Regions from separate parts of the Homo sapiens genome. Here region 2 is linked to region 1. A link is an interaction called in ENCODE POLR2A ChIA-PET data of the cell type or tissue named here. Cell type or tissue: PC-3. All regions are shown on one strand. Each heading gives the region's core, and the rest is flanking DNA. Links, peaks and the distances in the headings are about the cores only.

What was found. Peaks named below come from ENCODE experiments on the same cell type or tissue, not always from the same donor. Only the 100,000 strongest peaks of a DNase experiment are listed, where the experiment ranks them.
Region 2: POLR2A ChIA-PET joins it to region 1 with 7 read pairs; 3 of 35 experiments call an interaction of 5 or more read pairs at or near these places.

What each region holds. Positions count from the first base shown.
Region 1 is chr2:36,360,684-36,377,385 of GRCh38, forward strand. All of the region lies in intron 1 of CRIM1 (cysteine rich transmembrane BMP regulator 1), which reads left to right. LOC124907753 (a long non-coding RNA gene) reads left to right here and starts at 9,535. Exons shown (of 2, transcript XR_007086281.1): 1 at 9,535-16,702. RefSeq lists a silencer at 7,303-7,597 and an enhancer at 7,491-8,144. In PC-3, for the core only: no CTCF peak of the experiment used is centred there; no DNase peak of the experiment used is centred there; H3K4me3 peaks cover 552 bases; H3K27ac peaks cover 767 bases.
Region 2 is chr2:36,224,788-36,241,489 of GRCh38, forward strand. No RefSeq gene overlaps it. Among named protein-coding and RNA genes, the nearest start is that of CRIM1-DT, 120 kb to the right of the region's middle. In PC-3, for the core only: no CTCF peak of the experiment used is centred there; no DNase peak of the experiment used is centred there; H3K27me3 peaks cover 815 bases.

The DNA of each region.
Region 1 (16,702 bases), core at 6,105-10,104:
GAAAGCAGGCTGCAGGAGGCCAGATAATGAACCCAAACATTTCATTCTGCACAAGCCGCATGGAAACTACTCTCACCACTCTGTAGTAGGGCCTGAAGTTAAGAGTCCACGAATTTTAATTCACTCATTAAGTAACGGGAGGGGGGCAAAATATCAGCTTCTATAGTTAGAAAAATTAAGCTCTTGGCTTTGTTTTGGAATAATGGGTTTCATTTTTCCTCTCAGAAGTCCTTAGGTAGACAGGGAGCCCTTAGATCCCAGAGAGGAACAAGCAGAGGGCCTATAACATTATGTTAACAGGGAATGGGAAGAGAAACCAACGAAGTAAACAAGGAAATAATTAGTTCCTCCCAAAAGTAAATATTGGCAAAACATGGAGAGACCAACTATTCACTGCACTTAAATAAATGACAGGACTCAGTGACCTTCACTTTGATTGCCAGGCTTATAGAATCTTCCCTGTTATTGAGGAGTCCTGTCACATAAAACACTTGGCAAAGGGCAGATGGATTGTGTATTATCAGAATGGCAAAAATAGCAAGTCTGGAGATATTTGTTGCCATTCACACATATTGTACACTGACCAGGAAAATCTCCAAGCAAGAGGTTGGCAGTAGGGTTGTAAGCAGTCAGATTAATATATGAAGAAAACTGAACAGTCCTTAATCTGTGTAGGCATTACATCCATTTGTAGGAGGTATTTGGTGACTTGGTACAGGTTTCTTTGTTTTGTGTGGTTTGTTGAAGATGCAATGACCGGGATGAATGAGTGAACAGCTGGGTGAGGCAGGGGATGGGCATTATGAAGTTGGGGGATATATTGTAGATGAAACAGATGACCCTAAGGAGGTAATGAGGGGGTGGACTAAAGAATGACGAATGGGAGAAGGGAAAATATTGAATTCATCTTAGCACAAGTATATCATCCTTTGAAGAATAATCCAAAACACATTCCAGACATTAATTGTGAAATTCCTGAAAAATGTGGGTGTGCTTAACATCTCCCAGGCTATGGTGCAAGCAGAGATGATAGTGTTGCTTTAGCCTGTAAATACAAGAGGGTAGGAGGTGGTAAAATGAGTGGAAGGGAAATACATTTAGTGAAGCGGGTTCCTGTAACACTGTGTTCCGTATGGCACGTTTGGTATCAGGATTTTGGAGACACCCCAGTAAAGCTCATTTAATTATTTGAGGGAGAAACAGTAGACTAGCCAAGCATGCATGAATAACACATTGAAAGCTTTCCTTCTCAGAGGTCTAATTCTGCAAAGCTGCATTTTCAAAGATCTGACTTGCCTTTGCATGGAAATCAGTCATTCATTCATTGGTCTTCTATGCTGTACAAGGCCTTCTGCTGGGGTGAGGGGGAAACTAGGGAGCCCGGGGACCTCTCCAACATATTCTTTGCTCTGTACACTTAATCAAGATAAGAAATAAAGACAGCAAGACTGCAAAAAGTCTATTATGTAGACTTGCAAAAAGTCTACATAATAATATAAATTCAAGCCAAGTAGAAGTGATTTTGCAAGTCTGTGTATGATTAATTGGCTAGTGAAATATATGGATAAAATTAGTTGTAGGAATTAAAGCATCTGAAGTGATCTCTTGAGGCTCTGGTGGCAAAGCAGAAAGGGGAATTTGAATTTGAACTAGGTTTAAAAGTGTGAGTAGTAGCCCTTTCTTTTGGCAGGGGAGGTGATCCTACCCATTCTCCTTAGAGCCTGTGCAATTGGTCTCAGTGTTTCTCAACATCTAAGAATGAAGCTGCATTCTTAATGCTTTAGTAGCTGTGCTTCAAAACGGCAAGTTTCCTTTTGAGAGTGATTTTCTCTTTGTTCTAGCTTGTTTCACTAGGCGGATAAGCGTGGGCAGTAAACTGGGAGGTGTCCCTTTATCAGCACCTCTCAGCTTCACCCACCCTGCTGCTTGCCCTGGGCAGTAGCCTGGTCACATCTTTGAAAACCTCTGTTTAGTCAAGACTTCCTAAGTCAAGACAGAGGAATGGTTGAATATACCTCTATGTAAGAATACCCTCAAGGTAAACACTAAACTCTTACGTGTTTTATCTTGGGCCCACATGAAAAAAGTAAATGTTTTTAAAGAACCTATTTTCCTTTGTTAGTTGCAAAGTGAACAGGTATCAATTCCTTACCTCCCTCCTCCAGTCCCAGTTAATTCCCCACATGAAAATACCTACATGTTGGTGGAAAAGTGTAATGTTCAAGAACTTGGGGCCGGCCGTGGTGTCTCATGCCTGTAATCCCAGCACTTTGTGGGGCTGAGGCAGATGGATCGCCTGAGGTCAGGAGTTCAAGACTAGTCTGGCCAACATGGTGAAACCTTGTCTCTACTAAGAATACAAAAAAATTAGCCAGGCTTGGTGGCAGGCCCCTGTAATCCCAGCTACTAGGGAGGCTGAGGTGGGAGAATTGCTTGAACCCAGGAAGCAGAGGCTGCAGTGAGCTGAAATCGCACCACTGCACTCCAGCCTGGGCGACAAAGCAAGACCCTGTCTCAAAAAAAAAAAAAAAAAAAGAACTTGGTTTCTGGGGTCAAATCTGCACTCTGCTTCTGTGTGTCTCAGTTTTCTCATCTGTGTAGTCAGGTTAATGATAGGGTTGCTATAAGGACTCAGTGCATCCCTAATGAGCAGTTAAAAGAATGACTGGCACATGGAACATGCTTACTAACAAGGCTACTAACCAGTATAAGTGAAACAATTTTACTTGGGCTCAGTCTCTTGTTCTCTTAATCCCCATCTACCTCAGTCATTGATGGTAAGCAGTTAAGGAGGTTGGGCTCTTAGAAAGGGAGCAAATTGTTACTGAATTCAGCAGTCGTCGCCGCCCCCCCCCCCCATGACTATCTTTTTATACCTTGTCTAAATGATTTCTACAAAGTTTGTATATTTTGAGTAATGTTTTAGGTCTGATATTATTTTGCATTGATTTGTAGGAATTATAAATGTAACCATTTATCTGTGAACAAATAATTAAAAATACTTAATTTGGGGAGGAGGCGGGAACCTAGATGTGCTATAATCAGCAGTGTGCACTTTGCTTCACATTATCTTCTGGGAGGAAATTTTGCTCCTAGCTCCTGAGTGTGCACACTGATGACCACTGCAGGATTTGGCCTGGCTTGAGCAAAGAAACAGCTCGACGCCATGGGGGCTATGGTTCCAACCTGCTGCTGCAGTTGGTATAAACTAGGCAAAACCAGAAGTCAGAGGATTATCCATTCCTCTTGTTCTTTTTCTAGCTCTACCTGTTCTTCTGCCATTCTTCTGCCTGAAAATATTCATGAGCATCGCCTATGGGTCTTGTCTCTGTGCTTTACAGTAGTGACATCACTTGTGTAAGCCAGTTTTTCTGTTAGTCGTCGGTACCTCCTAGGTTCGCTGTGGGGGTTAAGTGAGATAAAACTGTGCTTCTGAAATTTTAGTGTGCACACAAATCACCTAGGTATTTAAAATTGCAAGTCTGATTAAGTTAGTCTGGGGTGATGCCTGTGATTCTACATTTCTAACAAATTTCTGGCTGATGCCAGTGTCACAGGTGCCAGGACCACACTTTTAAGTAGCACAAAGCTAGTACCTATGTATACAGCATGTATCACAGAGTATGCATATTAAAAGACCTGATAAATGTTACCTGCTATTATAGTCATTATTTTTCAGCCAAAATAAATAAGATATGGTCCTTGTTTTCACACAGGCCATGATCTGATGGTAAACTGGAAAAGCAGACAATTCATTACAATCAGTTCAGTAAGCCATGAGATAACGGAAATGCCAAGCATGTCAGGAGCAAGTAAGAGGGAGTCTAACCCAAATCTGACCACCAGGAAAAGTTTAGTGGAGGATGCAGCAACAAGAAAGACCTGAGGGTCTCCTCTCCTCCCTCCTTTTTTCCTGCACTTCTTGTGCAGGATGTTTTAGGAAAAAGAAAATAGGGCTTGGGGCTAGACAAACCTGCATTGAAATCTTAAATCTGTTATTTTTTTAATCGTGAGATCAGCTTGTTTAGTTTCTCTGAGCTTCAGTTCCCTCATCTGTGAAACTGGAATATTAATAGCTTTCTATTAAGTAAATATTGTAGTGAGGATTAGAGATTTATATATATGATTACATAGATGTATATATAAGATTGTGTGTGTGTGTGTATAGTATGTATGTGTATATGCTAGTTTCTGGTACCAAATAGATTTTTTAAAATAATATTAATTTTAATTTCCATTCTATTTTCTATCCTTTCCCATTTTCCTCTTTGTTAGCTTTCTCTGTAAGTTTAAAAATTTACCTTGTGGGCACACATTTCCTCCAAACTTAACTAAATCTCTTCAAAGGGGTGGGAGTTTCGAGGGGGAATTCAAATGTCAGATGTTTGTCAAAGAGAAAAGAACCGTGAAGTACCGAGAACAGGGGGCTGGGAATACAGGGTCTATGCACCAAGGAAACATGCGTTGGTTTGATCCAGTGCAACTACAGTTCCCAGCGCCTTTGGCATTTCAGCAGAATGTGAACACTTGCTTGATTTTGTGGTTTGAGCCCCTACATCCAAAGAGCTATTTCAAATTAATATTTATTTAAAAATGGCCTTTTAATATTAATGGCATATGGTTTTATGACAGTGAATTAAATTTCCTTTTATTGTTAGAACTTTTTGAGGATTTCTGGACATCACTGGAGACGTTGGAGACCCCAAGGATATAGCCAGGCCAGGTTGATATATCTCACTGAGGTTACAGAAGGAAGCAGCGGCAAGCCTAGCCGATTCAGAGACCACTGCGGGCTTGGGAATGAGCAGGAGAGGGTGTGAGGGCCAGAGGCCATCTGTGTTGCTTTTCTCTCTCCCAGTCATTCTAGCCATCTTTGATGTGGACTAATAGTCGAGGTTGGCCATGGGTTTGCACTGTCTCTAGGGAGTCTTTGTGATATAGTGCGGGGTAGGAAGAACACCTAGAATCAAAATATCTAATGTTACTAGCTGTTTAGTTCTTAGTGTGGGTATGGTCCCATTTTAGGAGAACAGAACTATGAACTATGTTTGTGTTTTTTTTTTTTTTTTGAGACAGAGTCTCACTCTGTTGCCAGGCTGAAGTGCAGTGGCATGATCTCAGCTCACTGCAACCTCTGACTCCCTGGTTCAAGCGATTCTCCTGCCTCAGCCTCCTGAGTAGCTGGGATTACAGGCATGTGCCACCACGCCCAACTACTTTGTGTATTTTTAGTGGAGACCACGTTTCACCATGTTGGCCAGGATGGTCTCTCGACCTCGTGATCTGCCCACCTTGGCCTCCCAAAGTGCTGGGATTACAGGCGTGAGCCACCGCGCCCAGCCCAGAACTACATTTGCTTAACTGTGACTCTTTCCTTTGTACCTGAAAATAAGTATCATTTTTATCCAGTAAATATTGGCTGATAATTCATAAGGCAGATGCTTTAAATTGGCTATTGTAGAACAAGGAGAAAGAACTTGATGAAGAGAAAAATCCTTGGAATCAGTGGTTTACAACTTTTTTTTTCCTTCCTGATGATCAAACCGTATTATCGCATAGTAGAAATTGGATTTTCTTCCAGAAACTACTTTAGTACCTCTCATTTGTAGCACTTCTATCAAGAGTGCTGGTATTCGGACATGTAACCTACAAACAAAATCAGAAAGATGTCAAAATAACACCCTAATTCAGACTATCCTGAGAACATTTGTCTTCTGAATATTTAAGAAAAAAAAATAAGTGTTAATTATATTGTAGGGTGTTACCATTTTGTATTTCAAGTTCCTGAGAAGAGAATTTGAACAGTTTGCTATTTGGAAATTTTAGCAACCAGCTACCTTGCCTATGGAAAGATTAAAAAAAAAAGGAGAGGGAGTAGATGGTGGTCCATAGGCTGTAACTGGAAACTATGCCTGTCTTATTTAGCATTTCAAAACAAAAACCATAAACAAACATCTCAGATTCAAAACAGAAAGGAATTTCTGGCAGGGCAGAATGAAACCTGAGACTGCAGAGTCCCAGTCTACAAGAGGTAACTTATTTAGCTTCTTATCCAAAGGCCACAGCAAAACGTTTCACAGCTGTGATTAAACAAAAGGCATCTTTTGTTGGAGAATTGTGATACTTCTTTTTAAGACTGCGAAAGACCTGCCAAAATAAGGCAAAGCTACCTTGAGGATGTTTGACCTGAACTAGACTTTATGAAGTAGTTGGACCACTTCAGGCCTTATGGTGTGAGGAGTGTGGGATGCATAGGCTTGGACCTTTCTGTGTGTGTGTTTATAAGTCTGTAGAGACAGAATATTCCATCATGTTATCAAATGCAGATCTCGAAAACCTTTTCTCACTTCCCATATTTGGGAGCTTTGCTTTTTTTGAAAAGTATGGGCTTTTACAGTCTGAGTGAGGAAAAGGGATGGATTTTAGACAGTTTTGTCTGTGGAAGTCAAAGTAGAAGGATTTTTAAACAGTTGGAGACAGAATGGGTATACTGTGTGCTTTTCAGAACCACTGAGTTCCTATATTTCAGGCAGATTTTAAGAAAACTTATTACCACTACCTATCACATCAAAATGAAAGACCAAATAAATTTCTGTGTTTTAATCAAGACTGTGACTGTATTTGTGTATATCCTAGCTTGTTTCAGAAAGGGTTTGAGGCTGCCCAGAAAGGTGAATATTACAGAATTCTTGTATGTGATAACATGATAAAGGAGAAAAAAACAGCCATGGCTTTTGAATCCCCCTTCATCTCTTAATAGCCCAGTGACTTAAATAAAACCCTTCAACTTCCCTTGGCATGACTTTGCCTTAATTTGTCAAAAGGGAATTAAATAGTTACCTACCTCAAGACAGGGGAACTGAATCAGATGATATCTTAAGGTTCTACTGGTCATAAGATCTATGCTTTTATGACCTAGAAGTGATAGACAGGAGTCGAATATTACCTTGTGTTTGCAGAGCCAGGGAAGGAAAAAGTGATAGTGTCTACATGACTGCCAGGTGCTGTAGACAGAAGGGCTTAGAGGAAAAGATCAAGAGTTCCTCCATGGTTATGTTTATCAAGCGGCAGTGGAGACAGTAAAGCGTAGTATTGGGAAGTTAGTGACAGCTTTTAAATGCCTGAAGTCTTTTAAATCATATTCACCGTGGCTGAGTCTGGATTCAGGGTAGAACTCAAACCTCTCTTATGTGTTTGCTGCCTTCCCTTTCTCCATTTTCTTATGTACTTCATTAATTATTAAGACTATGAGGTAGGTAGGTGACAGAGACTGCAAAGGGAGAAGCTAGAGCGAAGACAGGCCAAAACTTGCCCAAATTCACATGCTCATTTCTGCCTCTGACACTAGGAGAGAGTTGAGTAATTGCTCTTCTTCCTAATACTGCAGGCAGCAGCCAAATTCTCCACATTCTTTTACCTTTGCTGCTGTTTTCACTTGCCAGGGAGTTTCCTTAAGGAGCAGACTGAATTTAAAGAAACATAGCAGTAATAGTGCATGAAAGGGGGTGTGGGGTCGCTGGCCAAACGTGGCATGTTGGTGCCTCACGTTGGGAGGATGAAAGGATGATTCCTGCAGAGGGACATGCTGCACACTGCGCAAGCTCCCTCACCTCTGTGTACAGCTGAGCCACTGACCAGGAAGCTCTTTGCTTGTATGTGAGACAGCAAATATTCACTAAATATGTTTCAAGTACAAGCCAACTGCGAAGCTTGGAAAGTTGTCCAGAAACTTCACCCTTCCTTTGCATGTTGTCCAGCGGCAGGACGTTGAGCAAGGTTAGGTAGTATGAACCTGCGGCTCTAAAACTTAAAGTAATAGGCATTATTCGAAAGAAAATGATGCCCAGCACGGCTTCCAGTGTATATTAGCAATCAGCTTGTTTGCCTTGTGGTTATTACATTTTTTGCCAAGAGCAGCCTTCCAGAATGAGGTACTAGTTAATTCCCATTGGGCATTTATTCATTAATAAGTCTGCTGAATGTGAAATATTCCATTTGGGAGTATGTCATATGAGAAAACTCAGTGGCTAATTATTACATAGCTCTCTTCCATGATTCTCACTTTCAGCGCAGTTACCTAAGCCACCATTTCCTAGGTATGTAAACTTAGATAATTTTTAGTTTTCTGTAATACTTTTTGCTTTTTGCTCCAGAAAATTTTTTTTCACTCCAATCTGTGAAATTGTTAAAAGTTTACTAATAACTGGATAAACATTTTATGTTGTACTATGGCTTGCTCTTTCTTTCCATTTTAAAAAGATAATATCAAAAGTTAAATCCTGTTCCAGATCTTACCGTCTCTCTTCCAGGCTAGATTTCTGGGATGGGGTGGTGTTAATTTACTAACCTGAGCTTTTGCCCAATCTAGGGTCTCCTTTACTCTTTTCTGGTGTATAAATAGGTCTTTATTTGCTTTTCTTCCAGGTTGGTTGGTGCATATTAGCTTAAGAACTTTTAAACCTCTGCGGCAGTAATGAGAATCTGCATGCCAAGGGCCCAGCATTTCTCTACAAAGCAGCCCATGAGTGCATGTGTGTTTGCTGTAGTGAAGGGTCTATGTTAGAAGGTGAGTTAGAGACCCCACTTGCCCACATCTGTGTGCTGTGGTTTGGCCCTCCTCCTCTGGTGAATCCCTACCACAGCCCAGTGCCTGCTGGATCTCAAGTGTCCTGAAAGCCATTGGAAAGATGCTTTCCAGCAGTCTTAACATTTGCCTCCATGTTCTTTCCAGCAAGGATGAGTGCACACAGCTTTCCAGCTACTGGGCAACCCAGCCATTGACAGAAGGTGGTGCAAGAGTCAATTCCTCTGTGAGGATCCCTTCCAATAACAGTGTCTGCATTAACGACAAAAAGTTCTGTAAAAATGTTTGCAGGGGGAGCTTTTGACCTGCAAACATTTCTACAGAACTTTTTGCCATATAGGAACATATGAAATGTTATATGTAATATAGGTCAGAAATGTTGCCATATAGGAACATTCGAGAAGATGATAAATGTGAGGAAAGTGATAAAAGTTTATACAACAAGGATCTGTACAAGATTGTGGTAGATTTGCTGGCCTAAAAAGATGTACTCAGGGTAGTGAACTATTTCTGTAGCATCAGCCACTGGGCCCCTGAGTGGGAATACTCTTTGAGAGACAGGAAGCTAATTCCTTCTTTGAATGTGTAGTTAACTTTGTGCCATTGGATGTAGGGTGTGCACGTGCATGTGTATTTTTTCAGTTGCTGAGGGCACAACACAGACAAAGAATACCGTGCATTGTATTATGGATGTGCTGGAAACAACGCCCCAGCTTGAAGCAAGTTGACTGTAGTATCTACTCTGTAGATCAGCAAACTGAAAATGACTTCTTAATAAAAGGTCGCACATTGTTTTACTTACTGCATTTGAAAAAACAGTTCTAATTAAGATGCTTTGGGTTTTAAACTGCCTGTTAATTGGGATATCTATAAGTGGGCAAGTAGAGCTTCTGAATATTGCTGACTTATTTCTTAGTGATTGGGACAAAAGCTTTTTTTTTTTTTTTTTAAATAGTATGCCATCATTAAACAGTTTTTGACCTTACGCAGAAACTTTAAATGTGACAGCAGAAAGAAGCAGCAGAAATTTACAGTGAGAAATGGAAGACCTCTGTAGGTAAATAAGTAAAATGAAAGAAGCCAGAGGTGTTTTTTGTTGGCAGTAGATGAAATTATTTTCAAACACTGCCCTGGGAAAAGGTGAGCCCTCAGCAACCAAGTTTATTGACTGTCTATTCAGGAAATTGTATTAGTTGCTTTGGAAAGAGAAAGGAAAAAGAAAAGACTTTCTGCCAACTGAGGGCTGGAAAACTTGAGGGAGATAAAGTATTTACATGCTTTAATAACATAAAGCATGTCCAAAAGAAATACATAATTACAGCTATGTTTGGCACTGAAAATAATCCAGGTTATTATATTTTTAAAATTGTGTGTGAATATGTAAGTGAATGCCCTTGAGTCAGAAATGCTTGAGTGATAATATTTCTTGAGAGAATGGAAAAGTAGATGGTATTAGGAGCTAAAAAGAGAGAGAAGGGATAAAGGATGACCACTAGTTAAGAAGGAACAGTGAACTTTTTTTCTTTAGAGGGGACATATTTCATATGCATAGTTATTCCCCCTCTACTTCTAATCTTAGTATAATAAGCATTTAACTTCCCATAGGACCTTAGCAGTCTGCATGTTATTACTAAAAGCCCACAGGTAAGGGAAAATTAGACCCCTAAATTAAAGACCTGACCATCTTGCTCCTGAAGTTTTAGGTTTTCCAACTTTATTTCCAGTGTATCTTGGACAAAGACCCTTTGAGAGCTCAGAAAATTAGGAGATGTGGTCAACACATTCTTCTTAATATCTAGTGCAACCAAAGACTTGGCCAGCAACTAAGGCCAGCAACTGGAAAATGGGTGTGGTGTCAGGTTTCAGACGCCCCCATAGTTGTCTTCACGTCCTTTAATATGTGTTGGCATCCCTCAAGCCCTGCCAGTTTATGCTCTTTCCTTTGTGAAGCCTTCCTGCCCTGCCCAGGAAAAAGTAATGCCATCCCCCATCCCCCATCCCCCAGTGACCATAAATAGCACTTTCTCCTTCCCCTGTTATAGCACTTTTCATACTGTGTTAGAGTTCACATTTCTGTCTCTCTGCCTCATTGTGATCTATTTGAGTGCCAGGATTGTGTGTTATTCTAGCGCTTGGCACACAGGAAGAACTCAATGAGCATTTGTTGACTAAATCTAGACTCAAGGTCATCCAAGATATTATACAAAAACTTTTTCATCGAACCATTTGGTCTGCATTGTGGAAACTGAAACGAATGGCACTCCCCGTTAAGAGAATCCCAGTGAGAAGCCATAGCATTGCAGGAGGAAGCTCAAACTGGTTAACTTTGCTCATGCCGATCAGTCTTAGAATTTTTTGTAATGTTTCCATGATGAATTAGTTTCAGCTGTATTTTTTTGGCAAATATTTAAAGATAATTTTTATTTGTGTGGACTTTTCTTCTTGTCAGTTTGTCATAAAGGTGTCATCTTTCATTCACTAACCCCTTATCAGCTTATAGGAATTTTCCTCGTGGGTGGTTGCTTGTAACCTTCTCTTGACTGCCAGGGATCTGATATACTAAACGGTTGAGATACTGTGGTGATCAGCTGCTTGTAAACAATAACTGATAAATCGGTTATAAATTATCAACACACTTCAGATGACCATATCATCATGACTTGGTGATAGCAAAATAGACTTCTGAATTCTCAGCTAATCCAGGATTGTGTCTTAACAAACATTTATGTTGATTAATCAGGAGGGTGTTTAGTTTAAGAAACATGTACTGAATGTTCAATATGTGAGTGCCAAGTGCAGTGTGGTGCAACCTGTTTACTGCTTCAGGTGATCTCCAGATATCCTAAGGAATTTTTAACTGTACAGCTTCTTTGGGGAAGGAAATCCTAAGCCAACAACCTGAGGGTGGAAGTGTGTGACTGGGAATAATTAAAATGCCTCACAATGGTTCGAGCAGGAATTCCATAGGAATGCACTTTAAGGCATTTAGGAAAGCAAAATTCCGTTTGGATTTACTCCAAACCCTATGACTTCAGAGACAGGAATTTTTGATGATTAGTGGCTGGAGCCCCAACTTGTTATTTAGTAATTCCACATTCAGTGTGGAATTGTTTTTTCTGTAGCACTAGTTATAAGTTCTTTGTTTGTTTTTCTAAAGGTTTTAAGGAGGTTTACAAATTAAGATGGAATAAGACATTAGAAACTTAAGGATACATAGCAAATTAAAACCTTGATACATTTGGTGCTAAGCTTTTCAGCTGCTAAAGATAGAGAGTTTTGGCCAAGATAAAGTATATAGAGTCAAAGACACATGCAGAATTCTCCTGGATATAAGTTCAGGTACCTGTGCCATTTTATCACTTTAGTCAATGTGCCCATTTTCTTAGGGCAGGTTTAATTTTCTGCTGCGGCATGGCCCTTCAGCTTTCCCAAGTTTACGATGCTCATCTCATACCTGATGGAAATTGTTGATAATGTTAGTGTATGGTTGGTGGCTTTCCCAGTAGCCCACTTCAGATCCTTTTATTGGTCATCACCAGTTACAAAAGTTTTAGGAAAGGGAAGGAGAGAAGCTGGAACTGATGGCTAAGTAAAGTTATAGCTGTAGAGCTCTGGTTGTCCATAATGAACAGTGGCAATGAACAGTGAAGATTTAAGCAAGGTTATTTTTTGAGGGTCCACTGATGATTTTCCTATAACTCGTTAAAAATATTTTTAAAACTTTTATATGGCTTCATATAAAAAAAGCTTAAAAATCTGTTCCCAGACTTCCTAGGCAGGTATGTTTTCTTTTCAGTGTTGCCTTCTCTAAGACTTTATCAGCAGAAGGAGTATTTGAGCTGATGGCAAATGCTGCCAAAATGAGAAGTGTGTGTGTTTCTCAAAACTCATGATCCCACAGTTAAATCGAGGGTGTGGGTAAAGGACCCAGAACTGTTCTTGCTGATGGAATAGCACACTTTTCCTCAGACATTAGTAGAGTAAATGAATGGAGGCAGAGGATTGGGAAACACTCTTGAAGGAGGGAGTGCCCATCAGCCTGTAAGCCAAAGTAAACAGTTCTTGTAACTGAAAAATAGACTTCCTGGAAGGAGAGAACCAGAGAAGTGGGTGTGAAGTGCAACCAGCAAGTACCATTTTCAGTGATACAGACAGCTGGCTTAACCTGAGTCCTGACAAGAACCTCTCAGAGCTATTTGGGGAAATCAGTTGCTTGAACCAGCCTTTGACTGGCCTATCGTTCCTACAGCTGTACCCAAAGATGGCACTTGGGGAGAAAAGGTCACATTTGTTTGTGATAGAGAAAGCAAACCGATGGGGCATTTTGAGAGGTAGAAATGAAGTCATCATTTGCGGAGCCGGTGGACCAGCAGAATGGCCGTGGGAAGGTATCCCTGAACCTGTATGTGTGGAAATGCAGGCATTCTCTGTCAGTCTTTTGTCACAGTGAGAAAATGTCATTACAGTGGACAGCTATGCACACGTTGGAGATTATGTGATGTGTGCATGTGCATCCATGTGTACAACATACACCCATGCAAAAATTGCTCACAGGGTCATGTGCGTGTCCTGGTAGTCTGTTATGTCCATTCTTCTGTAATAGGAGTATGTTTTTCAAACTGAAGCTGTTAGGTTCTGTTAATTCCAACAGAACAAAAAAAAATCTGCCTCTGGCCATCATTCGTTAATTTACATAGATTAGATACATGTAGTCTGTCTCCTAAGTGGCTTACATAAAGCCGTGGGCGTCTTTTCCTGTGTCTCCTCTTCGGCAGTTCCTAAGGCACCTACCAGGTTTATAGTTGCTGATGTCCTACCCATACTATGTGTCAAGAAAGGTAGACTCAAAAAGGATTGATGCAGATATTCCTTAGAAGTTTTCATGCCCAAAGATTCTTGGACCTTAGTTGCATGAGGGAAGAGGCCTTGCCTCGTGAAAGGAGACCGAAGCCCCTTATTAAAGGGGTCACTCAGAAAAAGGTGTTATCTAAATTCCCTCTTTGTAGTTTTATTTCTTCAATGTATTCCCCATCACTAGCTGTGTGTGCTGGAGCCAAATGTTGGGCCCACTGCCATCTTTTAAAGAATGCTACTGTAAAGGGATAACTTTACTAGACAGTTTGGGAAATAGAAGAAACAATTATCTAAAATGCTCTTGTTCCAAACACAAAAACTAGCTTCATGTTTTTGTGTATAACCCTGCCTAGTCTTACTCTGTAGACATCCTTCCCCCCACACCCATCGTGTATGTTTTTTATCCCCATCTAACATTATATCAAATACATTGTCCTATGTTGCTACCTTGTCTTCATTATTATGATTTGTCAAGCAATTGGGTTGTACTGACTGCAGTGTTACTCCTCATTTCCTTTCCCCCTTTCTTTTCCATACTACTTAAAAAGCAAGAAAGGAAAAAAAATTCTATTTAAGAGAAAATCCTATGTAGTCGTAATGGAATTTATTTTCCTGAGTGCCTGGGCGTGCTCCAAACAGATAGCTGTGATTGTGTCATCTCTTCTTACTAAGCATCTGACCACTCACTACCTGTGCATCTGATCCCTAGGCTCATGGCATGAGGGCTGTGGCTCTTGATGTTTTTTTTTTTGATGTGCTTAGTATCACCAGAACTGTATTGACTCTAAGAGTATGGAAGCTTTGTAAAGTTAACTAACGATTTGTAGGTTTTGTGCAAATAGCCAGCTCTCCAGGTAGAGACATTTTAATTCTGTTGCTTTTTTTTTTTGTAGCATATTATTATATTGCAGATGTTTACTTAGTATGAAAAATGGATATAATTAAGTTCTAAATGGGTACTAGATATTAACTTCAAAATGAATTTGCAACTTGTATGCTTTGCATATGCCGTATGCTTTGCATATGCCATATGCTGTTGTTTCCAAGGATGTAAAGCAGTTTTCCACTTCCACCATCTTATAAATTAAAACCAGAGGGCTAGACGTTATCCAGCAAGGGACCTACAAAATTCGAAAAAAAACTTCGGATCATTATCAGGATTAAGTTTGTTGAAATTGTATCAGGAAAATAGACTTTTCCTTGTATTATTATTGACTCATATAATGCAACTCATACTGGTTTCATATTCAGAAGGTATATAGCACCTGTTGTAATATTTCAGGTTGATTTCTGCAATCTTTATTTAAAAATACAAATCCGCAAAGCAAATTGCATAAACGGTATACAAAATGAAATCACCAGGCTTCAAATATATTTTATGTAAATGTTAAGTGCTCTTTAGATTAGCAAAAGGAAGACAAACATTTTGATTACCTCTTTAATACTAAATTTTTGTTTCTGAATTATAAATCTTTGAAGATATAATTAGTGTAAGATATATACCAATCAACATAGTCCAGAAAACCCTGAACCTGGCTGCTTATTAGTTGGAAAGAGTACCTATTTAGACTTTCTAAGCCACAGTATGTGGCTAAGTGATTAATATGCACTATTACACTTTCACAAATACTTTTTGGACCAACATATTGACTTAAGGGAGCATACTTTGTACTAAAAAACTAATTTGAAGGTGAAATCACAGCAAATTTAACAGTTCAACCTTGTGTATTTGTAGAGTTTTAGTTGGATCATAGGATAATGACATTAGCTAAAGTCAGCAAGCATGTAAAATAAACATTTTGAAGTTTAATAGTCATTTATGTTCTACAATAATAAATATTTGGCACCCACCATAACCACCACTACCAAAATATGTATGCTGAAATTGTGTCTCCAGGATGAATAAAGAGGTGTAAGGCAAGCTGACACCCATTAGAAAAAAAGGTTTAGAAAGGGAGAGAGGGCCTGGACTTCCCTAAGCTTAACCCCAACATAGGGCCTGTAGCTCCTGTTGGAACCAATTTATAAAACTTCAAGGTGGGAATCAATAGATTGTTTCCAGTGTTATATAGTTCCTCTTTAATCAGTTGATCTTCAACCAAAGCTTCAAGTGGTTTTTGTTTTTATTTATTGCCAAAAGCTTCTTAACCAATGTGATTATAAATGTTTAAATTCATTTACAGTGAAATGGATTTGTATCTTCCTTGCTCTACAGTAGATAGTGAAGCCTCCGTGACCTGTGTAAGCTGCAGGTTGAGGAGAATGTTTAAACAGTAGGCGAGCGTTCATACAGTGTCCCTGGACTGCATTTCCTTGCTTACAGAGCCTTGGAGCTGGGCCAACTCGCATGAGCGGGAGGAGGAGAGGCTCAGTTTTGAGAGCCCTGGGTTTATTTCTGGCTGTGGGGATACGAGAATGTGGGAGAAGGTGTAAACATAGTTTGAGGGAGGTCGTAGACTTGGAGGTTCTTGCCAGGGGTAAATGCTGGCTGGATTTGTTTATGGATGGATTTGATTATAGCTGCTTCACGCTTTTACCTCTGGAGTTGGTGCTTCCAAGGGGTGATGCTCATTGTCTGGATCTCCTTTAGTGGGCATCTCAGAATTCTTTGCTGCACCAACCACAGCATTTCTTTTCCCTTTCTTTTGGTATTTGTATTCAAATGCCTGACTTCCTGACCTGCTGTGAGGGTTTTTAAAAATAATGAACACCAAGCTTCTTGGGAAAAGACAGGTATGTAAATACTGCAAGCTTATAGCATTTGGGGGATGGAGTTGTGGGATTTTGGAGTTTGTGACCCCCATGTGTCTGTGTATCACTCTCTCTAATGTAGAGAGACAGAGCAGCAGTTCCTGAGCTCTGTCTTTTGTCTCTTCATGGGTTGGTCACTGATTTCCCCTTTCAGGGTCTGAATCCCTTTCCCTTGCCTCCCCCCATGTGGGTTCCGGAAGGCCCACATCCAACAGCTGCCCTTGGTCAACCCCCAGCCCTGCACACAGGTGTTTTCTGCTGTTCAGAGCTCAGGGGCGCTGTCCAGCCAGCTGATGACAGCTCACTGGTGGCGCTGGTCTCACTCCAGTGCTGGCTCTGCCCTCTTGGCCCTGTTGCTTCCTCCTTGGAGGATTAGTCACCCCAGTCTTGGGGCATTTTACCCACCTGTATGACTAGCACACATTGCATCCACTTGCCAAGGAGTGTTAGGGATACAGTCTCAAGAAAACCTGCCCAGTAGAAATGACTTCCTCTGGAGAAATTTAGATGATA
Region 2 (16,702 bases), core at 4,251-8,250, 140 kb before region 1:
CTCAATAAAGAAAAAGTTCATTTGGAAAACAATACAGTTTAAAATTTTTCTGTGATAAGTTAGTAACCAAGGACGATCAACCTCAATCTTATAAATATTTCATATGTAGCTACTTGATGCCATGTACACTGCTAAGAGCTGATAGGGATTTATAGATAAGTAAGACATCTTGCCTTCAAGGAGTTAATAGTCAAGAGAATGGTTTGCAGAGAGACTGATGTCAAATGAATGTGGTCTTGTAATTTCACACTTTGAGTCTTCACCAAATAGACCCCACAATTCTGAAAATATATCAGAGAAACAAAAAAATGATAAAAAGAAAAGAAAAAGATCAAAATAGTGTTCAAATATAAATGTATATCCCTACTCATATCTGTATCTATCTATTGGTGTCATGTGTGTGTGTGTGCGTGTGTGTGTGAGAGAGAGAGAGAGACAGAGAGAAAGAGAATCTCCAGATCTGCAGAGTTCCTGGACTAGAAGTTAGCAAAGGCAGCCATTTGCTTTGGATCTTAGTGAATGAAAGGAATAAAAGTGCTTCATGAATACAAGATCAATGTAAGCCTTACTGTTCAAAGCTGAGACTGGAATAAGACTCCAACACCTATGAAAGGAGCCTGAAAACCCCTGTACTTAAAACTACCTGGGACCATAATTTATGTAAACCTGTATATCTAAAGGAGACAGATCTGACCTCAAGGTCAAGAACAGGAACAAATTGTCATCTGGTTTGTTGACTGGATCTGCAATATTATCATTATCAGAACAGGACATGAAGTCAGTGAATTTGAAAACAGAAAATTAATACCAAAAATCAACAAAACAAAATATGATTCTTTGAAATGATCAATAAAATTGATACACCTCTAACCAGGTTAATTAAGATTAAAAAGAGAGATGACACAAATTGTCAATATCAGAAATGAAAGATGAACATCACTACAGATCCCAAGGACATTAAATGAATAATAAAGAAATATTATGAACAATTCTATGCCCACAAATCTTATAACCTAGATGAAATGGACCAATTTATTGAAAGACACAATCTGCCAAAACTCACAAAAGAAAAAATAAACAATTTAAATAGCCCAATATCTAGTAAAGAAATTGAATCAGTAAATAAAACCTTCCAAAACAGAAAGAACCAGACCTAGATAGGTTAACTGGTGAATTCTACCAAACATTTAAGGAAGAAATTAAACCAATTTTCTACAATCTCTTCCAGAAGATAGAAGCAGAGGGAATACTTTCTAACCTATTCTATGAGACCAGCATTAGCCTTATACCAAAGCTAGACAAAGATATTACAAGGAAAAAAACTACAGACTAAGATGTCTCATGAATATAGATGCAAATATCCTGAAAAAAAATTAGCAAATTGAAACCTATCATGTATAAAAAAGAATTATACAACATGACCAAATGGGATTTATCCCAGATATGCAATAGGGGTTCAATGTCCAAAATCAATTAATGTAATCCATAAAATGAACAGGCTAAGAAGAAAAGTCATTTAACCATATCAATAGATACAGGAAAAAGCACTGGACAAATTCAACACCCATTCATGATAAAATCTCTCAACAAACTAGGAAGAGAGAGGAACTTTCTCAACTGGACAAAAAATATCTTAAAAAATTTTTATAAAACCCTACATCTAACTTCATACTAAATAGTGAGAGACCTAACTCTTCCCACTATGGTCAGGAACAAGGCAAGGATGCCCCGTCTCACCACCAATTTTCAACATTGTACTGGAAGTCCTAGCCAATGTAATAAGACAAGAAGAGAAAACAAAAGATACATTGAATGGGAAGAAAAAAATAAAACCCTCTTTGTTTGCAGTGGCAAAATTGTCTACATAGAAAAATACAAAAGAATTCACGCACAAAAATCTGGACTAATACACAATTATAGCCAGGTTGCAGGATACAAGGTTGATGTACAGAAGCTGATCATTTTCCTATATACCAGCAACGAGCAAGTGGAATTTGAAATTAAAAACACAATGCCATTTACATAAGCCTAATAAAATACGTATAAAATCTATATTTGGAAAACTACAAAAGTCTAATGAAAGAAATTTTAAAACTAAACAGATGGAGAGACGTTTTGTATTTATGGATAAGAAGACTCAGCAGTGTCAAGATATCAGTTTTTCCCAAGTTTATCTACAGAGTCAATGCAACCCCAGTCAAAAATCCCAACAGTTATTTCATAACTGTTTTTTAAATCAGTTATTTCAAAACTGATTTAAAATTCTGTATACATAGACAAAAGACTCAGAATAGCTAACACTACATTGAAGAAGACCAAAGTCAGAAGACTGACACTACCAAACATCAAAATTTACTACAAAGCTACAGTAATCCAGACAATATGATATTAGTAAAAAAATAAATACATCAATGAAACCAAATGGAGAACCCAAAGACAGGCCCACATATAATCAACTGATCTTTGACAAAGAAGCAAAAGCAATACAATGGAGAAAAGATAATCTTTGTAGGCCAAGGCAAGAGGATCACCTGAGGTTAGGAGTTTGAGACCACCCTGGTCAACATGGTGAAACCCCATCTCTACTAAAAAATACAAAAATTAGCCAGTTGTGGTGGCCCGTGCCTGTAATCCCAGTTACTCGGGAGGCTGAGGCAGGAGAATTGTTTGAACCTGGGAGGCAGAGGTTACAGTGAGCTGAGATCATGCCACTGCACTCCAGCCTGGGTGACAGAGCGAGACTCCATCTCAAAAAAAAAAAAAAAAGATAATCTTTTTAACAAATGATACTGCAATAACTAAACACTCAATGAATGTAGACACAGACCTTAAATCCTTCACAGAAAGCTCAAAATTGATTATAAACCTAAATGTAAAACACAAAACTTTAAAACTCAACTACTAGAAGATAACATAGGAGAAAATCTAGATGTTATAGAATATGGCAATGACTTTTTAGATATAACACCAAAGGCACAATCCATGAACAAAACAATTGATAAGCTAGACTTCATTAAAATTGAAAACATCTGTTCTACAAAAGACATTATTAACAGAATGAGATGACAAGCCACAGACTAGAAGAAAATATTTGCCAAAATATTTATCCTTTACCTGATATAGAACTATTACCCAAAATATACAAAGAACATTTAAAACTCACCGATAAGAAAACAAAGTAACATGATTTTAAAATGGGCAATTGTGCATGGATTGCTTGAGCAATCATCTGTCTGCCTGGGTGAGAGTGAGACCCTGTCTCAAAAAAAAAGGTGGGGAGGCAAAACATCTGAACAGACACCTCACCAAAAAAAGACATACAGATGGCTAATAAGCATATGAAAACATGCTCAACTTCATTGATATTAGGGAACTGCAAATTAAAACAACAATGAGACACTACTATATACCTATTAAAGTGGCTAAAATCTGAAATACCAATACCACCAAATGCTGGTGAGGATATGCAGCAACAGGAACTCTCATCCATTGCTGGTGAAAATGCAAATTGTACAGCTACTTTGAAGACAGTTTAGCAGCTTCTTACAAAACTAGAGATACTCCACATCCTATGATCCAGCAATCATACTCCTTAGTATTTACACAAGGGAGTGGACAACTTGTGTTCACACAAAAGTGCATACACCAGTGTTTACAACAGCTTTATTCATAATTGCCCAAACTTGGAAGCAACCACGATATCTCTCAGTAGAAGAATGGATACAACACTGTGATATACACAGACAATGGCATTTTATTTACACTAGAAAGAAATGAACTATCGAGCCATGAAAAGACATGGAGAAACCTTAAATGCATATTACCAAGTGAATAAAGCCAATCTGAGAAGGATACATACTTCATGATTCCAACTATTTGACATTCTGGAAAAGGCAAAGCTATGGAGACACAAAAAGATCAGTTGTTGCCAGGGGTTAAGGGAGAGGGAGAGATGAATTGCAGAGCACAGGGGATTTCTAGGGCAGAGATACTACTCTGTATGATACTATAATGGTAAATACATATCATAATACATTTGTTAAAACCCATAGAAGGTATGACATCAAATGTAACTCCATTGTAAATTATGGACTGGTGGTGATAACGATAAATCAAGACAGATTCATTGATTATAACAAATGTACTATCGTTTAGGATATTAATGAGGAAGGTTATGCATGTGGAGGCAGGATGTATAAGTGGATCAAATGTCCATCAACAGATGAATGAATAAACAAAATGTGGTATATGTACAATGGATTATAATTCAGCCTTAAGAAGGAAGTTCTGACCACATGCAATAACATAGATGAACCTTGAGAAAATTCTATTAAGTTAAATAAGCTAGTCACGATAAGACAAAAACTATATGACTGCATTTATATGAAGTATCTAGAATAGTCAAATTCATAGAAACAGAAAGTTGAATTGTTGGTTGCCAGGGCCTACATAAAGCAATATATTAGTTTACTATGGCCGCCATAACAAAATACCAAAAATGGACTTGCTTAAACATCAGAATTTATTTTTTCACAGTTCTGGAGGCTAGAAGTCAAAGAATAAGGTGGCAGGTTTGCTTTCTGCTGAAGCCTCTTTTCTTGGCTTGCAGATGACTACCTTCTTGCTGTGTCCTCACATGGTCTTTTCTGTGTGTATGCATTCAACTCTGGTGTCTCTTTTTGAGTCCAATTTACCTCCTCTTATAAAGGACACCAGTCAAATTGGATTAAGGCCCACCCTAACAGCCTCATGTAAACATAATCATCTCTTTGAAGACCCTATTTCCAACTACAGTCACATTCTAAAATACAGGGGTTAGAACTTCAACATGTAAATTTTGGAGTGACTCAATTCATCCCATAATGGAGACATAGAAAGTGGCTGTTTAATAGGTATAGAATTTCAACTTTGCAAGATGAAAAAGTTCTGGAGATTGGTTGCAAAACAATTTAAATATATTTAACACTACTCACTGTACACTTAAAAATGGTTAACATGGTAAATTTTATGTGTATTTAACCACAATTAAAAATATTAAGTTTTCAAAAAGGTTAAAATATACCTGATTTAAAACAACGGAGGAAAGAACCAGGGAAACTGAAGTGAAATCGATAGAAATTGCTCATTCGTACAACAGAGAAAAAATTAACCTCAAATAAACAAACAAAACCCCAGAGCATTGGGGACCTATGGGATGAGATCCTAAAATCTAATGTTTTTATTTTTGGAGTCCAATAAGGAGAAAAGAAGGAGTCGAGATTTAAAAAAAAAAAAAAAAAGTGAAGCTAAAAATAATATTTAAAGGAAAAAGTTGTAGTGTTTGACAGCATGGTAGGGTGACTACAGTTAACAACAATATATTATATATTCAAAAATAACCAGAAGAGAATATTTAAAATGTTTCCAACACAATTAAATGATAAATATTCAAGGTGACAGATATACTAAATACCCTGACTTGATCATTACACATTATTTGCATATGATTTGTTTGCATTTACATATGATATTCTCTGTCAGATGCAAACATATCATATTCTGTGTCAGAATATCATATGTAAAAGATAAATATGTATAAATATTGTGTAGCAATAAAAAGCAAAAATGAAATGTTCACAAAATCCACAAATGTGTAAAAAGAATTATGCTCCATGACCAAGTTAGAGTTATTCCAGGTATGCAAAGCAGTTTCATCATTTGAATATCATTTTAATATATCATATCAGCAGGATAAAAAGAAAAAAACATATGGTCGTATCAGTGGATGCAGAAAGAGCATTTGACAAAATCCAATACCTATTGATGACAAAAACTCTCAGCAAACCAGAAGTAGAGAGGAATTTCCACACCTTGATAAAAAACATTTTCTTAAAAAAACTTACAGCTAATATCATACTTAATGGTGAAAGATTGAATGTTTTCTAAGATTAGAAACAGATCAAGGATGTCTACTCTCACTGCTCCTATTCAACATATTACTGAGATTTTTAGCCAGCACATAAGGAAAAAAAATGAAAAGAAAGAAAATAAAAAGTAAAAGGCATATAGATTAAAAAAGAAGAAATAAAAAGCCCTTTCTATTTGCAGATGATATGATTGCCTACATAGAAAATCTTAAGCAATCCATAAATAAATAAATAAATAAATAAATAAATAAATCCTCTTAGTACTAAGTGAGCTTAGCAAAGTTTCAGAATACAAAGTGAACACATAAAAATCAGTTGGGTTTTTGACAATGATATTAACAATGATAATGCGGAAACCAAAACTAAAAACACAATACCATTTTTAACTATTACAAATAAAATGAAATACTTGGATATAAATATTTTTAAAAAAGTACAGAATCTGCATGGTGAAAATCACAAAATGCTGATGAAAGTAATCAAAGAGCACCTAAATAAATGAAGAGACATTGTGTGGTTCATTGATTAGAAGACTCCACAAAGATATCAATTATTTCCAAATCAATCTGTAATTTTAATGTAATTTCTATTAAAATCCTAGCAGAGCTTTTGTACAATAGACAAGTTCATTTTAAATTTTATGTGGAAAGGCAAAAGACCTAGAATAGCTAAAAACAATTTTTCAAAACATAATTAAGTAGAAAGAATCACTCTACATGCTGTTAAGTTTGCTATATAGCTACGGTGCTTAAGACTGTATGGTATTGGCATATTGATAGACATTGCAATGAGATAAGAATAAGAAACCCAGAAATAGACCCACACAAATGTGCCTAACTGGTTTTTTAACAAAGGTTTAAAATTAATGCAACAAATGGTGCTAGAGCTTTTTAACATTCATTGCATAAAAAAAAAAGAACTACCGCCACCTAAACTTACATCTTACACAAAATCTAACTCAAAATGGTTTATGAACAGTCAACAATAATTCAATTAGAAAATGGGCAAAAGACTTGAACAGACATTTCACTGAAGAGAATATAAAGCTAACAAATAAGCACATAAGATTTTCAACTTCATTAGCCATCATTAGCAAAATGCTAATTAAAATTACAATGAGATGTCACGACACACCTATAAGAGTGACTAAAATAGAAAGTGTGATAGCACCAAATGATGGTGTGGCAGTAGAGACACTAGACCACTCATACTCATGGTGGAAACATAAAATGGTACGACATCAGAACATCTTAGAGTTCTGGTTTTCATAAACCCCTATCTGTTTCTGGTGACCAAGGATTTAATTTTCTTTCTTATGGGTTCAGATCAAAATTTAATTCTGCATTATCTTAGTCTTCCATTTTACAGGAACCACAAAAACTTGTTTGAATTTCCTAATACATACATACATACATATATACATATCAAGCAAAACTGTGTATATTTAAAAAATAAAGTTTTTTTTAAATTAAATACATCTATCTGCTTGTGTATACTCAAATGTACACACAAACACTTTATTTTTTTAAACGCATAGTTTTTCTGAAAATAAAGATTTTGCTTATTTTCATTTTGTTCTTTTCACCTTTCTAAATTTAAAATATAAAAATAAACTTCATTTTTAAAAATAAATAAATGTATTTGATATCAACATAACCTTCAAGAACTAAGATAATTCCTACATTTATCATCTTCATTTATCATCTTTTATTTAGCTTTTAAAAATAACAAAAATTTCAAAAATTTCTTTCCTACCTCTTTATTCCATTATTCAACATTATCCATATGTTAATTTTTCATTAATCAAAATAGGACTTGGATCATTTAAAGTCTACCTTTGAGTGTGTTACCAGTTCTATTAAACCAGTCATTTTCTAATCTCTTAAAATCTTTTCCAATTTTATGCCTCAAAAAGAGGTCATTATCTAAATTCTGGAAGGCACCTAGAGACGGAAATATTGGCCAAAATTAATTAAATGAGCCCACTGCAAGAAAGCTCTTTTGGTGCCTTATGGAAATTTTGAGTTGTATGTAATACTATTTTAAAAGCACAAATCAAATGGTAAAATTAGACTAAAGGGATACCATCATATCAATTTTTACGTTGTCCTTAGTTCTGCTATTTTGACTTCTGTCCTCTTACTGGTAGACTTTAAGACTTAAAAGCTCATTATAAAAGATTTCAATCCGTTTCCCTGACTTTAACACTCCCTAGAAGTGTGAATTTTTTTCCTTTTTATTCCTACTGTGAGGGTATAACAGTTATATTATTCCTAGTGAATTTTCCCATAGCATTCAATCTGAATCAATTGAGATAATAAATCTTTGTGCTACATCTGCACTCAAAACTAGACACTTAATTTTCAAGATACCATATTTTAATCAGTCATCAGGGGACTCTTACCTGTCTCCAGTCTGGCTGTTTCAGAGGTAATTGGCATTAACAGAGCACTGAGGTGATTCCCAATCTAATCTCAATGTTAGTGAATTAGTGTATCTAAAATTGTAGATATAAAATGACCCTGAGCATCTAACCTCAGAAGTGGTGGCCTGAGACCAAGTTCGAATATTCTTATGGAGGGAACACTTTATAGGCTTACCAAGGATGGAAACAAAACACAGTCCTTCACTTTTCATAGGAAGAATAACAAAAGGGTGATCCATATGCCCTACATAATTACTAATCCCAAACATCCATCCTCCATCATTGTCAGAATAGCCAATCAAAGAATAGCACCAGGTCAGTATTTTTCAGCTTTATTAATGTAAGTATATTCCTATCAGGAGCTGAATCCCTAGTAGAGAATTAGAAGGTCTTCCCTGAGATATCCATTGTGCCTATCACTAACACTGCAAATCCAGGGAGAAAACTCACAAGCTTGAGTTGGCTTTGCATTCTCTTCTATAGCAAAGTGGAAGCAAACCAATACTCTAAAGTGTGACACGGGTTAAATAAGGAAAGCTTCAAACCACCTAAATAATCAAGTTATTGCAAATGGGAAAATGTCTTTTGAAAACAAGATGATAAGCGCTAAGAATAGATTTACATTTATGAAGTGCTCAGTTAATATTTGTTAAGTTCAACTGATAGATTAAATTGATCCAGTGTCAGAATGTTAATAAAAATTTAAGAACCGGGGTGGAGAGGTGGAGGGCAGAAAAAGCCCTTAATTTGTAGTGCTGCAGATTTCTGTGATGAAAATACTTGCACCACGGTTAATGCTTCCAACATAACGTCTGAACAGGGAATTGGGAAGAGATGCTAACTAACAGCTCTCACTGGCTGGTTGTATGGCTGGTTCCAGTACTCCACTGTGAACAAGACAAAAAAAAGACACTCAAAAAATATGTCTTAAGTGCCTATTAGGTGCTGGGCTATACCTTCATCATCATGAGTAATTTAGGCACAAGAGATATGTTTCACTGACCTCTGCATATTCCTTCGCATTGTCAAATATGGTGCACATTACATAGTAGATGCTCAAAACACATCTGTGGACAGAAATGGTATATTTACTTTTCACTCACAGTGTTCTGCCTGGAGTTCTGTATGGCTCATTCGGGATTCACCCCAGAGTTCACCCAAACTTCAACCTACATTTTTTAACCCCTCTAACTACTAACTTTGATACCCAACCAATGTTTATATTTTCTCCTGGTCCTGCCAGCTTGTCAGTTAACCCAGCTCTTCTCAGTTTGCAGTCTAAGATTCCTCTGCTGGCTACGTGTTCACCGCTCTCCCCGGGTCTCGCCCTCGGTGGCTTCCAATCCTTCCCTTCCCTCCCATATACACCCCCAGACAGGCCCCACCCAGTCAGCTGCACAAGCAGGACTCACATACCTGGAACACTCTTGACATATCTTTCTGTTATTCTTCTTGATTTCTCAACTTGTCTTTGGGAATTTTGTGGGGGGACTAGTGAAATCCATCTCTCTTTTTTTTTTTTTTTTTTGGAGAGGCAGTCTCGCTCTATCGCCTAGGCTGGAGTGCAGCGGCACCATCTTGGCTCACTGCAACCTCCACCTCCCAGGTTCAAGCAATTCCCCTGCCTCAGCCCCCTGAGTAGCTGAAATTACAGGCACCCGCCATCATGTCTGGCTAATTTTTGTATTTTTAGTAGAGATGGGGTTTCACCATGTCAGCCAGGCTGGTCTCAAACTTCTGGCCTCAAGTGATCTGCCCACCTCGGCCTCCCAAAGTGCTGGGATTACAGGCGTGAGCCACCTTGCCCAGCCCTATCTGCCTATTCTTGATTCTGATGTCTGACCTTCTGTCTCATTCCCCAAGGGAACCACAGCTTCTTACTGAAGAACCTCTAAGCTTCTGTTACTGCTTATAGCTCCTCAGGTCCTTTTGCTCTTTACTTTGGCATTATGCTGGGTTACTCTTAAAATTCCTTTTAATTAGCTATGTTTGAATCTGATTTTATATGAATATTCCCTGAGGTGTGATGCTGATTGACTCTTTTTTTATGAACAAAATTAATAAAATGTCCACTGATAGGATTTGCCTGTAGTCATCCTCTTTCAAACTGGGCTTCAATCAAAGCTACGTATCTTCAAATAGCTGGGTTACTTCACAATGATTCTTTTTTTTTCTTTTAATTCAACCACTGTATCCCATTCTTTTCCAAAAATATGAAGAACAAGAATGTCTTATTTTATTCTGCAAATTAAATCCTAGAAAAAATTAGAAAACTTAAGTAAACCCAATAGGAGATACGAAAACTAAAGACTAAGAAAATGTGGAGGTATTATCAACTGTACTCAAGTTTTCACTCTAGCATTCCTCTGGAAGCTTCCTCTGCTTTCCCCAGCTAATTTCTGAAAGTGCTAGACTGCAGTGAAAAGGAGCCAGGCCCCGCTCTGGTGGAGCTTAGTGAAACTGGGACCGAGATCACATCCAAACTCCAAGCTCAGTTGATTCAAGCGGTGATGATAAAGCATTCAGGTCAAGACACCTGCTGATTTGGGAATCCTGGTCTTTGGGATCTGACAGGGTAGCATCTCTGGCAGCTCAAAGGCTAGTACAGTAGCCCTGAAAGTCTGGGTACAAGCTCAAGTTAGAAGTACAGGGATGAAGTGAAAACCTCAGGTTCAGCCTTAGAAAGTAGAAGGTAAAATTGGAGAATCAAGCCAATCATAGAGGGGAGTGCCTGAGGGTCTCAGAGATATTTTGTGCCTGAGTCTGATGTGATTAACACATAAAACCTATACATTTTTAATATATACAACTTGTTGAGTTTAGATATAAGTATACACCAGTGAAACTATCAACAAAGTTTCCTCCTGCCCTTTTTATTTTTTTAGTATTTGTATGTGTTTATGTGTGTTAAGAACACCTAGCATAAGATCTACCCTCTTAGCAAATTTTTAGTATACTGGCAGAGGCCTTTTCAACCACATCCTTGCAACTGGGTTCACACCTATTACCCATAAAGTCCTTGCAGAAACATGAATTCTTGAGGCCAAATGTATTAATATTATTCAACTTTAGAAATAATAATTTATCTTTATATTTTCATGTATGAATTTACTGTTTACCATTTATGAATCAGGTTATTATTTCTCTATGGGGGAGGCATACATGGAATGGCTGAGATATAATGAAATCTGACACTCAAAATAAATGTTAAAAATAAGAACTATTAGGAAATAACCTCAGTAAAATAAATGGTATGATAAAAGATCTTAGATCTTCTAAGTAGAATTTTTTAGGTTGTTGTTTTATGTTAAATAGTTGCAACTTTAGAAAAATCTATAAAATGTGAGGAGGAAAAGGTTTTAAATAGAATAATGTTAAAACTATTATATTTTAGTGAATTATATTTTGAGTCAAAATTTGGTATTTATAATGAGCTTCAAGAGTACACAATTTTTTTAAATGTATGCTGAGACAATATTTAAGCTAAAGAGGCAAATTTTGCCAAATGCATGTACAGAGATGAACAAGCAAATAAAGAGATCCCAACAAAAGGGCTCCATTTTATAGCATTACTAAACCTTCATTGATATTCCCCATTCCTGAAGTCGCAAAGTCCTTGATTTCTTCAGTACATTGTTTCATCATAAGACTATTACAAATATAGGGGTTTTAAAACTCTAGTTAGAAAATTATGAATTCTGGTTGTTAGCTATCTGTAGGCATCAAAATATACTTCCCAGAGGGCCAGCATTTTACAAACAGGCGTAGAGCCACAATAAATTAAAACTTAGAGTAAAAATCACCAGTCTTTTGAATTGTGGAAATTATAAAATAAAACTTTCCCACTCTGGAGATGGCATTGCCAACATGTGTTTTTAGTCATAAACATGTCACACTTTACTGTTTCACACCAATCTCCATAACCACACTCTTTCCTCATACAAGAGCAGAATCTGTCTGCCTGGCAGTTAGGTGCTGGTAAACAGTGTCAGAAAAGCAAGTCTTCCATTATTTAGTCATGAGAAAAGCATAAGGAGAGGTAGAACCAAGAACCAAATGTCAATGATATTGCCAATTCCTACTAAACCCTCTGAAATGGGCAACTAATCTGTATGTCCATTGTTCACTCCATGACAACTCCTTCAAGAAAATCCTACCAGGTGATCAGGCTTATCCCAGACAACCTCAGAGAAACTCAAGAAGCACCAAATGAACAAATCACCTGACCTCAAGAGAAACCACAATTTCCATGACCATCCTTGGCTCAAAGAGGAGAATTTGGTCCAATAAGTAGGGACATGGTATATTTACTAATGAGCTATTGTGTTTATTTTCAAATTCTTGGTCCATTTCTTCTACAGCACCTTGCTTATCCGCACCCTTTAGTCACTAAGGGCTAGCATCAGCAGCGGTAAGGCTGCAGCAAAAATTCTCAAATCTCAGTTGCACAGTGTGTTTCTTGAGCATATCATGGGTGACTGCCAGTTCCATTTATCCCCAACCCTGACTTTGGTTAGGAGGGTCTCCATTCTTAAAATAGTTCCCAAATGGCTCTGTACTACCATGCAATAGACATCAGCTCTGTCTCAGGAATTTTTCTTGTTTTCAATTTAACTTCTATGAGACATTATTTTAAAGCAATTCACATATTTTGGAACAGGTTTCACATTACCACTTTGTGAAAAAGTTAATGAGCTTTCATTGCTAAAAGTAATTTGGAGTCATTAGGTATCAAAAAAGGGCATGGTCCATTTATTCCAACCTGAATTTTTTTGTATCTTATTGACCCTCCTTCTAGTAAGCATTTGCTTTACTATCCACAGAGCAGGCATAATGAGCAAGTCCCCTTGCACTGACTTCACGCAATCTAATGTTAGGTAGGCGTGAGAAGCAGAAAGTACCTTTCAATTCCATTCAGCAAGAATCCACAGTATACTTACAATTTCCCTGAACTATGCTAAGCATTTTGAGACCTATAAAGCTGTAAAAAAGATTCTCTGACCTCGAGTTGCTTATAATCTTGTTGCAGTAACTCATAAATCCACTGGCAAATAACACAGGATGTCATAAATTATTAACGTAACCAAGAAATCCCTCCCATATGTGTGCACGTGCACACACACACACACACACACACACTTTACACTGTAGAATGCTGAAAGGATTCCAAGACTGTAAATTCCATCTTCCTTCTCTTCTTCCAAAAATGGCCCTATGCTTTCACAGTATGCTGGATTGTCAAGCCCTGAAGGAATAATGCTTAACATTCCAAAGAATTATCCCCACTTTTCCCTCACGTCGTTGGGCAGTTGGCATTTATCTTTATATATGGTGGTAAGGAGATGGAAACCAGAAATGGGATCCATATCACGGAATTCAAGAGAAAGGACTTTGAAAAATACAAAGAGCTATATGAGTATAAAAAACTGTTAGATGATTGTCTAAAGGCAAGAACAAAAAGACTACATTAACAGGATCATTTTCTTCTCAGAAAAAAATTGCAGGAGCGTCTACCCAAGCCTGTAATAGAAAATTGGCCTGTGGAGTTACAAGATTGGTTACAAGATTTGATATAAAATAATCTCACCTCACCTATCAATCATTCCATGTGAACTATATCCAGTATAAGCTATGCTTATACTAACTGGTTAAACAAAAGGATCAAACGTAATTGTCATTTGCTCTGTAACAGTGTTTTTCAATTAGATTATAATGGATGATCCTAGTATATATGAATAAAAAATTATCAACAAATTATTACATACATAACCGCACCATAGAACATTATATTTAAAGGCAAATTATTTGTTAAAAGAAAAATGGTATCCATGTAGACCACTCTCCGTGAGTGCTCAATGCAATAACTGCATCCATTACTACCCCAAGTTGAAGGGAATGAATGAAAAGACCACTATGCTGTAAATCGCTTAGAAGCAGAATTTAGTTAATTGAGAAATTATGTTCAGGCTAACCTATCCAGATAGCGTCATATCTATGTGGAGTAAGTTAATAGAAATTCCATGCTAGCTCCATGAATTGGTTCAATAACAGGAAAAAATACAGATGAGGAGGAAGAGAGAACTGGCAATGTGAAGTGACACGTTTCAAAAACAATTCCTTTGTACTTATTCAGAGCTCCAAATCCATCCATACACATCACGGGAAATGTGACGATGCCCATGCACTTATCATTAGATTCACTCTCCAAAATGTCAACTACCAGAAATTAAACTCTTCCTGTAGGCCAGCTTGGTTTTTAAACACTATGTCTAATCTCGCAGCAACACCAGGACATAGGCTTCATTGTTGTACAGCTTTACAGATAAGGAAGTTGGGACTCGAAAGAGTTAAATGAGTTGCCCAAAGTCACAAAGCTATTAAATGACCAAGACAGGACTGGGATGAAGCTCTTGAGTATGAAGTTTGTGTAATATGTCCACTATGGCTAGCTGTATTAGTCCATCTTCACATTGCTAATACATACATACCTGACACTGGGTAATTTATGAAGAAGAGGAGGTTTCATGGACTCATAGTTCCATGTGGCTGGGGAGGCCTCACAATCATAGTGGAAAGCAAAAGGCACATCTTACATGGCAGCAGACAAGACAGAATGAGAGCAAAGAGAAAAGGGAAACCCCTTATAAAACCATCAGATCTCGTGAGACTTATTCACTACCATGAGAACAGTATGGGGGAAACTGCCCCCATGATTCAATCATCTCCCACCAAGTCCCTCCCATAACACAAGGGAATTATGGGAGCTACAAGTCAAGACGAGATTTGGGTGGGGACACAGAGCCAAACCATATCACTAGCTGTTTGCCAAGTAACAGAGAGGAAAAAGATTCAGAAATAACATTTGTCTCTGTCTGGGTATTTGCCTTAAACTGCAAGCTCCTGGAGGGCAGGGCAGCATGTGTTCCTACCTGGTTCTCCTTATATGGCACTAAGCAGTATGAGCAGGTGCTGTGGAATATCATTTGGTACTGAGAACAATAAAGAAGCAAGAACACAGATGATGGTAGGAGCCTAGCTTGCTGTCCTGCCTCTGAATTTATAAAAGGTCTCAGGAATGACATGCAGGATAGGGAAATATACAGCCTCTGAGCCTTGGTAGCTACATACAACTCACGATGCACACTGTCAATCTTGCTATGTTAACCGGCAAATGTCCAAAGGAGGCATTAAATCATTGCCAGAGACCACTCAGCTCACATTACGTTGTACTGAAGGGGGAGGAGGGGCAGATTTCAGAGTCCCACCTTCTTCCAAGCCCCCGCACTCTCCTCTATGTCTGCCCCGCAGCTCAGGCCTGGAATTTTATGTGCAGCAAAAAATCAAAGGTAAAATAAATGCTGAACAGCGATTGCTGTCATTGCCTTCCCCGCAGTCATTTCGCTATTAGCTGTTGGAGGAGCAGACCGTGTAGGCTGACGAGATCTGAGTAAGGACGAGGGATGAGATGTCAAGGCAGGGAACACGGCTGCCTTTGCGAGGTGGCTTTGACTCGCGCTGCAGACATCACACGTCAGCTCGGTGGAGACAGCAAGCAAACCCAACTGCAGCCGCAGAGAGGAAGCAAAAGAGGAGTGTGTGAAAAGATCAGCATATTCAGCCTGCCAATTATTTTCCTCCCTCCCCAACCCCACCCCCAAACACAAGTTCCTTAATATTAATAGTGCTGGAAATCGCAGCAATGAGCACATTGTTGGGGTGAAACTGAACATTACTCTCTAAATGAGATCCTGGGTGTGAAAGCAGAAGGTCCTCTCTGTCTCCCAGATCAGAACATTATCTGAGGCCAACAGCTCTGCAGCAGCTCTTAACCTCAAGAAAAGGGCTCGGCATTTCTGGTTCCCCAATAAAGCCACAGCACACCCTGGGACTGTTCAAATTATGGATACACACACACACACACACACACACACACACACACACACTCAAAGGAGATTATTACTAAGCTTGGGCTACAGCTTAAGAGGCATAAGTGGCATTCTCTTATTCCTCTGACTTGAATCCCTACACCTGTTACCCAAACTTCACTCACTGTTCTCCTCCACAAAAACACATTGTATCTTTGACATTACTATCAGTTTTGATATCAGAAGAATATGTGCCCAGGCAGCAGCATGACATATGTTGAAAGAGCTAGAACACTTGGAACTCTAACCTACTTTTATGAGACTTTTTTTTCTGGGTACGAGTCCCTTAGCCCATCCTTAAAGAAATATGACCAGCACCCATTCCCATCATTTAACTTTCCCAGATTAGAATTGAAACCTCTTCCCAACTGTACTGCAGGAGGTAGAAACTAATAGTTCTTTCTGAAGATTAAACCCTCTTAACCTTCAGGTGAAGAAATAAATAT